Regions from separate parts of the Homo sapiens genome. Here region 2 is linked to region 1. Evidence: chromatin loops called from intact Hi-C (ENCODE). Cell type or tissue: K562. All regions are shown on one strand. Links, peaks and the distances in the headings refer to the core of each region. The heading gives the core; the rest is flanking DNA.

Evidence for each region. Peaks named below come from ENCODE experiments on the same cell type or tissue, not always from the same donor. Only the 100,000 strongest peaks of a DNase experiment are listed, where the experiment ranks them.
Region 2: a loop joins it to region 1, with 2.3 times the contacts of the local background. A loop is called at or near these places in 1 of 110 quality-filtered maps.

The regions. Positions count from the first base shown.
Region 1 is chr1:21,452,029-21,457,490 of GRCh38, reverse strand. All of the region lies in intron 2 of NBPF3 (NBPF member 3), which reads right to left. Among named protein-coding and RNA genes, the nearest start is that of NBPF3, 15 kb to the right of the region's middle. In K562, for the core only: no CTCF peak of the experiment used is centred there; a DNase peak (open chromatin) is centred at 3,330.
Region 2 is chr1:21,387,850-21,393,068 of GRCh38, reverse strand. No RefSeq gene overlaps it. Among named protein-coding and RNA genes, the nearest start is that of NBPF3, 50 kb to the left of the region's middle. In K562, for the core only: no CTCF peak of the experiment used is centred there; a DNase peak (open chromatin) is centred at 3,078.

The DNA.
Region 1 (5,462 bases), core at 463-5,462:
AGTATCTATTCAAGTCTTTTGAGAAATTGTTTCATTGTGTTGTTTCTTATTAGACATATATAAACACACATATATATACACATGCATATATATACATACATATATATACATACATATATATACATACATATATATATATATACACACACACACTCTAAAAACCCTTTGTTGGAAATAAATATGATATCTCCTATATTGTGGTTTCTTTTTATGTTCTCTTAATGTTCCCTGTTTGGAGATAACGATAGATAATCTTCAAAAAGGTGAATATACACACCCACACCCACCCACACACATACATACACACACACACACACACACACGTGAGCCACCAGACCCAGCCTGTTGAATTTATTTATAAGCACATGTATTTAGAAGTTACTTGAAATGAAATTGTATTTTTATTTCATTTTCCAAATGCTCATTGCTAATACACAGAAATACAAAAGACTACTTCTATTGAGCTTATACTCTGCAACATTACCAAACTCACTAATTAGCTTTGGCAGATTTTTGCAGATTTCTAGGATTATTAACATACACAGTCATTATCTGTGAATAAAGACAGCCTCAATTCTTTCTTTTCAATCTTTTCAATACTTTTATTTTTCTTACTTTATTGCACTGATTTAGATCTCTAGTATAATGCTGAATTGAAAGAATAACAACAGATATTCTACTTTTTTATCTGATTTAATAGAAAAGCATTCAATCCCATGCCATTTAATATAATGTTACCTGTGAGTTTTTTTCAAATCTACCCTTAATAGGGTTGGAAGTGTTGCCTTCTCTTCTTATCATGCTGAGTTTTCTGGGGTTTGTTTTTATAAATCATGAAAAATTTTTCAATTTTGCCAAATGCTTTTACTGTGTATGACAAGGTAATCATACGGTTTTTCTCTTTTGCCCTGATAATATATAACATTACATTTTCTAAAATATAAAAAAGATTTCTGGAATCAAGCTAGGACAGTTTTTTTAATTATAAACTTTTAACAAATATATTGAAATATAACTTACATGCAATTGAGATGCATGAAAGTGTATAATCATTAAAGTATATAATTAAAGTGTATAATTTTAAGAGTTTGAGCACAGTATACACGAGTCAAAGAGAAAGGACAGAAAATACTAAGGATGGCTCAGCATATGTGGTCTATCTTGGTGAATGCTCTATGTGAGTTTGAGGAGAGTTATTTGTTAGCTGTTCTTAGATGTATTTTGCTTAAATGTCGACTTGGCTAACTTGTGTCATTGATTGTGTGAATTAATTTTGCTCTAGTGGGCGTAAAATTACTGTCTGATCGATCACTTTGGACTTATGTGGACTGGTTTATGTTTTATTACAACGGATTCATGGAAAGCCCACAGAATTTCCCAAGACCCTCTAATTTGGCAGGACTCAATCACCAATCCACCCCTTTGTGGATTTTGTCAGGGTTTGGCTTTAGGCTTTACCAGGTTGGTGAACAATAGGCCTTATTGAAAAGTGTGACACTTATTCCTAAAGCACATCCATTCTAGTGTCTCAGTTGGATACCTGGGTGCTAATGAGGTGTGCATGAGTTCTTCCCACCGTGGATGGCAGAAACTCCATCATACATTCCCCAACCCTCCTCCGCCTCAAGTACCTCTGGTCCAAACTCAATTTTATAGCAGCCACCCCTCTGTTAAATCTGTTAGTCTTTTCCTTGTGCAGGTACAGTCCAGTCCTTGATAAGGATGCATATGGAACCCCACATAGACTTTGAGAGCTGCACCTTTGATCAGCTGTCTCCTCATTGGTGCCCTGCCCTGCAGATTGCAGTTGCTTCAATGGTCTTGAACTCTGATCTCTGCCTTCTCAGCTCAGTGGGCTGCCCTGCCCTGAGTGGACTCTAGCCCACTATGCAGCTGCTGAGAAATTCTCCCCAAAGAACTAGGAAATCATGGGGCTTCCCCCTTAAGTTTTCTGTTGTACTGCCTGTCGTACACTGCTGAAAACAATTTTACGGTTGTTTATGGAGGCAGGGTTAGTCTGATATGATTTATTCTAACAGACAGAAGCAGAAATCTGTTATACTCTTTTAATTACTGTGTCTTTATAATATTATGGTAGACAGAATCCTAAGATGACCCTCAGTGATCTTTGCTCTTATATAATCACTTCTTCCTGAGTGTAGACAAAGCCACTGAGGAGATGTCACTCCTGCGATTGTGTTACAATTTATGGCAAAAACAAGTTAACAGATGTAATCGAGATCCCAAATCGGTCAAATTTAAGATAGACAGATTATCTGATGAGCTTGACCTAGTGAAGGTGAGTTCCTTGGAGGGACTGAGGACTTCCTGGAGAGATGTGAAGTGCAGGAGGGTTTCCATGCAGGGCGATCCTCCTCTGCTGGCTGGAGGAAGCATGCAGTGGGAACATGGGAGGCCTCTAGGAGCAGCGAGAGGCCCCTGGCTGACAGCCAGCAAGAAAACAGAGATCTCAGTCCTACAGTCACAAGGAACTGAACTCAGCTGACAACCTGAGGAAACTTGAGAGGATGTTCTTCCCCAGAACCTCCAGAAAGAAACCCAGCCTAATTTCAGCCTGTGAGGCCCTGAGAAGAAGACCCAGCGAATCCAGGCCTGAACTTCTGATCTGTGGACACTGCAAGAAAATAAATCATTCTTATTTTACGCCGCTAATGCTTGCAGTAATTTAGTATGCAGCAATAGAAAGTTAATACAAATAAAATGGAGAAGGCTTTGGAGTGGGGACAAGAAGGAAACGGTGGGAGAGGGATGCCTGTATGCTGATATGGTTGACGCCTGTATGGTTGAATTGGGTCTACCATTCCTCATCTAATTAGCTATGGTCTATTAAGGTGCATAGCTACACACAAATATTGGTACTACGTTCAATTCAGAGGAAGAAGATATTGCATTCTTGAGAGTAGACAAGAACACCCTGAATTTGGGGTCACTGTATCATAAGTCATATTATCAGGTCTCTCTAGGAAGGCTTAGAGGAAGATTTCCAGGATACACTTGTGACAACATTGAAGGCTTCCTTCTTCCCCAAAGGGACCCGATCTCCCCTCAGTCAAGAAGCTCCAAGTCTCTGAACTGGATGCCAGGTTATAAATTCCCCCTATACTGACTCCATCAGGCTTCCGTCCTCAGAACTATTGAGTTTATCAGTAAAAGATAGACTCATGGGAGTCTAGGCATTTATTCTCTTATTTGATATAAATCAGTTAATGTGCAGGAACAAAACAGACTTTGAAGAAAGAAAGTCACAGTTGACACAGGAAAACACTTTCAACATCCTCATGAGTCATCATGGGTGTTCTGCTGGGAGGACTTGATAGGAGGCTTTCCTCCTCATGGGCTAGTGCAGATCCAGGGGAAATGTCATCAAGTCCTCCATTCGGAGTGTAGCAGCTGGGGCTGCTGATTCGTTAGGCCTCCTGCAGCTGGAGATGCAAGTAGTGCATTTTCATGGCCACCACAGGTGCCCTTAGTTTAGCATTCTTCAGAGCCAGAATCCAACAAGCCACAGAAGCTCTGAGTATTTCCCTTTCCTCAGTCACCCACATAAATGGCTTCAGGGCCTTCTGGGGAAGGCCTGGAGGAAGATTTACAGCATACACTGGTGGCAGCATTGAAGGCTTCACTCTTCCTCAAGGGATCCAATCTTCCCTCACTCAAGAAGCTCCAGGTATCTGAACCGGATGCCAGGTCATAAATTCCCACTATGGTGACTCCATCAGGTCTCTGTCCTCAGAACTAGAGCTTTTCTAATTATTACTAAGTTGATTTCTTAGTAGATTTCCCATCCATTACATTCCCAGACACCTCACAATGATTCGAATGATTAGTAACCACCACATATCCCTGCCTCTCAAGGAAATCCCTCCCGCCTTATCTCTAGATGGCCAAGTCCCATGGCCTGTCCTCTACTCTTCCAGAACCCTGTTGTTCTCACTGACAGCGGGGAGGGCAAATCCATGCAGCATCTCCCGCCATGACCTCCAGCCTGCAGAGGATGGGTGCCACAGGACCTTTACACGCATGCCGCTGTTCTCCTCACCTGTGCATTTCTTAACGTCTTGGTAAGGAGAATGTCTCTGGATCTTCCTTGATGGGAGCTAAAGGAACAAAGGTAAATAATGCTATGGGACCCACTGAGAACTGGGGCTGTGGAAGAGTGGCCACTGAAGTAATAGACAGATGCAGCTATTGCCAGATACTCAGTGCCAGAGCAGGGAGGGAGAGGGAAGAAATACAGACCTCACCTTCCTCTCACTTCCAGGCTCCATCAGGTGCCCTCCATTGCTAAACCTAACTGGAAGTGTGCATGCAGGGGAGCCAGGAATGCATTCTAGAAGGGACGAGCCCCGAGTGGCATGAGACAGGATGGAAATGAGCGGACAGTGGATCTGTGGGAAGAAGGAGGGGATGTCATGGGGAAACAAAAGGAGAATACTAGCTAATAACGCTAGGTGACACTAATATTCCAAAGTCTGTGCTCATATTCAGAAAAAAAAGCTCAGCATAAAGCACTAACCCAGGAGTCAAGATATTGTACTTTCAACTGTGGTTCCAACAGCTGTATTATAAAGGGCCAGTTTATTTCATGCCTTCCTAATTTGACCTAAAGTGCCAGGTGGCATTGGGGCTGGCACAGCCTTGCTCGATTATGTGTTGAAGATTATACAGAGACTGCCAGGCTGAGGGAAGATGCAAGAGAATAGAAGAGATGCTCTCAGGGAACAAGAGACCACATGGTCCCAGAGTCAGGGGCAGCATCAGCCACTGTCAGCTGCTCATTTTCCCAAAGCCCACAAGCCTCAGCCACGCTTTGCTTCTGCAAGACGCTTCTTCACCTTTTCAATAAACCTGCCTGAATTTAAACTGACGGGGATTTAATTCTCCTTCATCATAAATGAAATTCTTCACCGCAATAATCTCCAATGAATTTTGGGCACAGCAGGCAGGCCCATTTCTGCTTCTGTTCCACTATCTCCCCTGTAGGTTGAAAAGGAGGAGGTACTGAATTACCTCCAAATGTTCCTCTGGCTCTGATATTCTGTTATTCTGGTTCCTTTTCAGCTACTTTGTTTTTGGTAGCATGTATCCTAAGGCATCCAGTTGAACAACCTTTGTCTACTGTGTCCAGGCATTCCTCGTGGTATTTCAGATAAGACACTCTTGGGTTGCTGAACTCACAACCACTGAACCAATTCTATGACCATCTGTTTCATGGCCACATGTTTGCTCATTTTATATGTATATAAAGGGAGGGGACAGACAGCAAACTTGCGTGTTATAAATTGTATCATCTTAAAAAGGAAGCAAGGCAACACTTTGCAATAAAACCTTAAGATGCATGAAATTTAAGCCTAATGCAATAAAGAATGCCCATTAAATTCTTATCTAAAGAATGTTTAGAAAATTGTTGTACAAGGACATCATCATTTAAAGTGATATGA
Region 2 (5,219 bases), core at 220-5,219, 64 kb after region 1:
GGCCTCCCAAAGTGCTGGGATTAGAGTCGTGAGCCACCGCACCCAGCCTCAAGATAATTTTTAAGACTAACTATGACATGAATCCCAAAACTCCTGTTCCCTGGATGGTGGAAACCAAGAGAAATTACCACGGTGTGGTTACAAGGTCAAGCTCCCAAAGACATAAAACAAGACCTGAGGGAAATCTTGATACGGTTTTGCTCTGTGTCCCCACGAAAATCTCATCTCAAATTGTAATCCCCACATGTCAAGGGAGGGACCTGTAATCCCCACGTGTTGAGGGAGGGAGCTGATTGGATCATGGGGGCTGTTTCCCCCTTGCTTTTCTCATGATAGTGAGTGAGTTCTCACGAGATCTGATGGTTTTATTCGTGTTTGGAAGTTTCTCCTTCGCTCTTCTCTCTCTCCTGCTGCCTAGGGAGGAAGGTGCCTTGCTTTTCCTTCACCTTCCACCCTGATTATAAGTTTCCTGAGGCCTCCCCAGCCATGTGGAACTGTAAGTCAATTAAACCTCTTTCCTTTATAATTTATCCAGTCTCAGGTATTTCTTTATGGCAGTGTGAAAACGGACTACTACAAACCTCATCCAGTTTTTTTTGTTTGCTTCAGGGACCTGCAGCAAAGTTTGTAACTGACCAGTTTTCCAGGCTAGCTTGAACAGCAGGCTTATGGGGTTCTAAGCCCATGTTCTATCATAAGGTACGCCTCTTTATGACAGAACGATATAGAAAGACAAATTCATAGCACAAAGTACCCCTCTTTATGACAGAACGATATAGAAAGACAAATTCATAGCACAAAGTATACAAATCCATAGCACAAAGTATTCATAGCACAAAGTATCATAAGGTACCCCTCTTTATGACAGAACGATATAGAAAGACAAATTCATAGCACAAAGTATACCAGATTCACTACAGTTTAACCTCACAAATCCTTTTTCTCATTAATCAGAACTTTGCGGCCAGGCAGGGTGGCTCACGCCTGTAATCCCAGCACTTTGGGAGGCCGAGCGGGAGGATCACGAGGTCAGGAGATCAAGACCATCCTGGCTAATACGGTGATACCCACTCTCTACTAAAAATACAAAAAATTAGCCGGGTGAGATGACGGGCGCCTGTAGTCCCAGCTACTCGGGAGGCTGAGGCAGGAGAATGGCATGAACCTGGGAAGCAGAGTGCACTCCAGCCTGGGCAATAGAGGGAGACGCTGTCTCAAAAAAAAAAAAAAAAAAAAAAAAAAAAGAACTTTGCAGAGGAGACAGTGATTTTTACAATTCCTACAACCAGTTTGCACAGAGAGCCCACAAGCCTGACCAGTAAGAAATTCTTACCCTTTTGCCTGCATGCCAGGTTTCTGGGTTCCCTTTCCCTGAGTGACCTTAGTGACCCTGCTTGCCACATCATAGCCCTGGGGACCAAGCTGCAACACCAAAGAAAATCATCTTTTTCCTTTTCATGGAACCACAGGCAAAAGTCTCTCAATTTTGTAAGATGCCGTTCAAGGGATTGCATGGGATAACCAAATTAACATTTTCCATCCGGCCAGAGCAAAATACGTGTGACAAAACATAGATATTAACCACTCTGCTTAGCACCCAATATCGAACTGGTAAGGCTCAAACTTGCCCCTGTTTGAGCCCTGTCATCTTTATTCAAAGTGGGGTGGAATGATCTCCGACCAGCAGTTTCAACATTTGGTCTCTGGGCAAGATGGTCGCCCTGAGTAACAGAAAAGATAGGAAAGGGAAAGGAGAGAACGAGAGAGAGAAAAGCATTGCCTGCGATGAGGTGGGGAAGGCAAGGAGCTCAGGGGGTGGGAGAAAGACCCACCCATTGCAGCGACACTGACTCAAAAGTTCAGGCAGCTGCTTGTCAGTCACAAAGGGATCTTTTCCAGCAGACCCATCAGCTCTCAAGTTTCCCTCTTTTGGGGGAGGAAAAAGCTCCCATGTCCTATGGTCCTGTACTTGTCTAATCCTGTCACCCATAGCCATCAGCAAGCAGTGCAAGGCAGATTAATTCAAAGATGGGTTAACATCCCATAATGCCAAATCCTCTTTTTTTTTTTTTTTTTTCTTTTTGTGGAGAACAGGGTCTCAATATATTGTCCAGGCAGGTCTTGAACTCCTGGGCTCAAGCTATCTTCCTGCCTCTCCCTCCCTAAGAGCTAGGATTACAGGCGTGAGCCACCACGCCCAGCCCAAACCCATTTTTTAACCAAAAGGGACTTTACTGAGGGAAGGTCCTCTAACCCTCTAAATATTAGGAAGGACTCTTACCTTCCTAAGTTGGGCCTTGAACCCAAGTTCGGTCAAGCATCCTTGCCTTTTATTAAGAGGGGCCTTTAACCTTGTCTGTCTCAGGAGAAACTAACTCTCCTAAGTTGGGCCTCTCACTCAATTCCATCCTTTACCTGGGTAAAATGTACCCCACCACTTACCCAAAGTCGGATAATCGGTGCTGCAGTCTCTTTCCTTTGAGTTGGGGGTCTCCTCGGTATAGTCCCTTTGTGGTAGCCAAGAAGATGTTACCGGAAGGGTGTCCGGATCTAGACCCCAAAGGAGGATTCTTGGACCTCGCCCAAGAAAGAATTCAGGGCCAGGCGCAGTGGCTCACGCCTGTAATCCCAGCACTTTGGGAGGCTGAGGCAGGCAGATCACTTGAGGTCAGGAGTTCGAGACCAGCCTGGTCAACATATAGTGAGACCCCGTCTCTACTAAAAAATACAAAAATTAGCTAGACGTGGTGGCACGCACCTGTAGTCCTAGCTACTTGGGAAGCTGAGGCAGGAGAATCGCTTGAACACGGGAGGCAGAGGTTGCAGTGAGCCAAGATCGCACCACTGTACTCCAGCCTCGGCGACAGAGCAAGACTCTGTCTCTCAAAAATAAATAAATAATTTGGGACAAGTTCATAGAGTAAAGAGAAAGCAAGTTTATTAAGAAAGTAAAGGAATAAAGAATGGCTACTCCATAGATAGCAGCAGCATGGGCTAGTCAACTGATTATACTTATAGTAATTTCTTGATAATATGCTAAATGAAGGGTGGATGATTCATGAGTTTCCCACGAAAAGGTTGGGCAGTTCCGGGAACTGAGGGTTTCTCCCCTTTTTAGACCATAGAGAGTAATTTCTAGACGTTGCCATGGCATTTGTAAACTGTCATGACGCTGGTGGGAGTGTCCTTTAGCATGCTAATGCATTATAATTAGCGTATAACGAACAGTGAGGATGACCAGAGGTCACTTTCTTTTTTTTTTTTTTTTTTTTTGTAAGCTTTTTCACTTTTTTTTTTTTTCTTTAATTTATTTTTTTATTGATAATTCTTGGGTGTTTCTCACAGAGGGGGATTTGGCAGGGTCATGGGACAATAGTGGAGGGAAGGTCAGCAGATAAACAAGTGAACAAAGGTCTCCGGTTTTCCTAGGCAGAGGACCCTGCGGCCCTCCGAAGTGTTTGTGTCCCTGATTACTTGAGATTAGGGATTGGTGATGACTCTTAACGAGCATGCTGCCTTCAAGCATCTGTTTAACAAAGCACATCTTGCACCGCCCTTAATCCATTTAACCCTGAGTGGACACAGCACATGTTTCAGAGAGCACAGGGTTGGGGGTAAGGTCACAGATCAACAGGATCCCAAGGCAGAAGAATTTTTCTTAGTGCAGAACAAAATGAAAAGTCTCCCATGTCTACTTCTTTCTACACAGACACGGCAACCATCCGATTTCTCAATCTTTTCCCCACCTTTCCCGCCTTTCTATTCCACAAAGCCGCCATTGTCATCCTGGCCCGCTCTCAATGAGCTGTTGGGCACACCTCCCAGACGGGGTGGTGGCCGGGCAGAGGGGCTCCTCACTTCCCAGTAGGGGCGGCCGGGCAGAGGCGCCCCTCACCTCCCGGACGGGGCGGCTGGCCGGGCAGGGGGCTGACCCCCCCACCTCCCTCCCGGACGGGGCGGCTAGCCGGGCAGAGGGGCTCCTCACTTCCCAGTAGGGGCGGCCGGGCAGAGGCGCCCCTCACCTCCCGGACGGGGCGGCTGGCCGGACGGGGCGGCTGGCCGGGCAGAGGGGCTCCTCACTTCCCAGTAGGGGTGGCCGGGCAGAGGCGCCCCTCACCTCCCGGACGGGGCGGCTGGCCGGGCAGGGGGCTGACCCCCCCACCTCCCTCCCGGACGGGGCGGCTGGCCGGGCAGAGGGGCTCCCCACTTCCCAGTAGGGGTGGCCAGGCAGAGGCGCCCCTCACCTCCCGGACGGGGCGGCTGGCCGGGCAGGGGGCTGACCCCCCCACCTCCCTCCCGGACGGGGCGGCTGGCCGGGCAGAGGGGCTCCCCACTTCCCAGTAGGGGTGGCCAGGCAGAGGCGCCCCTCACCTCCCGGACGGGGCGGCTGGCCGGACGGGGTGGTGGCCGGGCAGAGGGGCTCCTCACTTCCCAGTAGGGGCGGCCGGGCAGAGGCGCCCCTCACCTCCCGGACGGGGCGGCTGGCCGGGCAGGGGGCTGACCCCCCCACCTCCCTCCCGGACGGGGCGGCTGGCCGGGCAGAGGGGCTCCCCACTTCCCAGTAGGGGTGGCCAGGCAGAGGCGCCCCTCACCTCCCGGACGGGGCGGCTGGCCGGGCAGGGGGCTGACCCCCCCACCTCCCTCCCGGACCGGGCGGCTGGCCGCGCAGAGGGGCTCCTCACTTCCCAGTAGGGGCAGCCGGGCAGAGGCGCCCCTCACCTCCCAGACGGGGCGGCTGGCCGGGCAGAGGGCTGACCCCCCCACCTCCCTCCCGGACAGGGCGGCTGGCCGGGCGGGGGGCTGACCCCCCCACCTCCCTCCCGGATGGGGCGGCTGGCCAGGCGGGGGGCTGACCCCCCCACCTCCCTCCCGGACGGGGTGGCTGGCCGGGTGGGGGGGCTGACCCCCCCATCTCCCTCCCGGACGGGGTGGCTGGCCAGGCTGAGGGGCTCCTCACTTCCCAGTAGGGGCGGCCGGGCAGAGGCGCCCCTCACCTCCTGGACGGGGCGGCCGGCCGGACGGGGGGCTGACCCCCCCACCTCCCTCCCGGACGGCACGGCTGGCCGGGCGGGGGGGCTGACCCCCCACCTCCCTCCCGGATGGGGCGGCTGGCCGGGCGGGGGGCTGACCCCCCCCACCTCCCTCCCGGACGGGGTGGCTGCCGGGCGGAGACACTCCTCACTTCCCAGATGGGGTGGCTGCCGGGCGGAGAGGCTCCT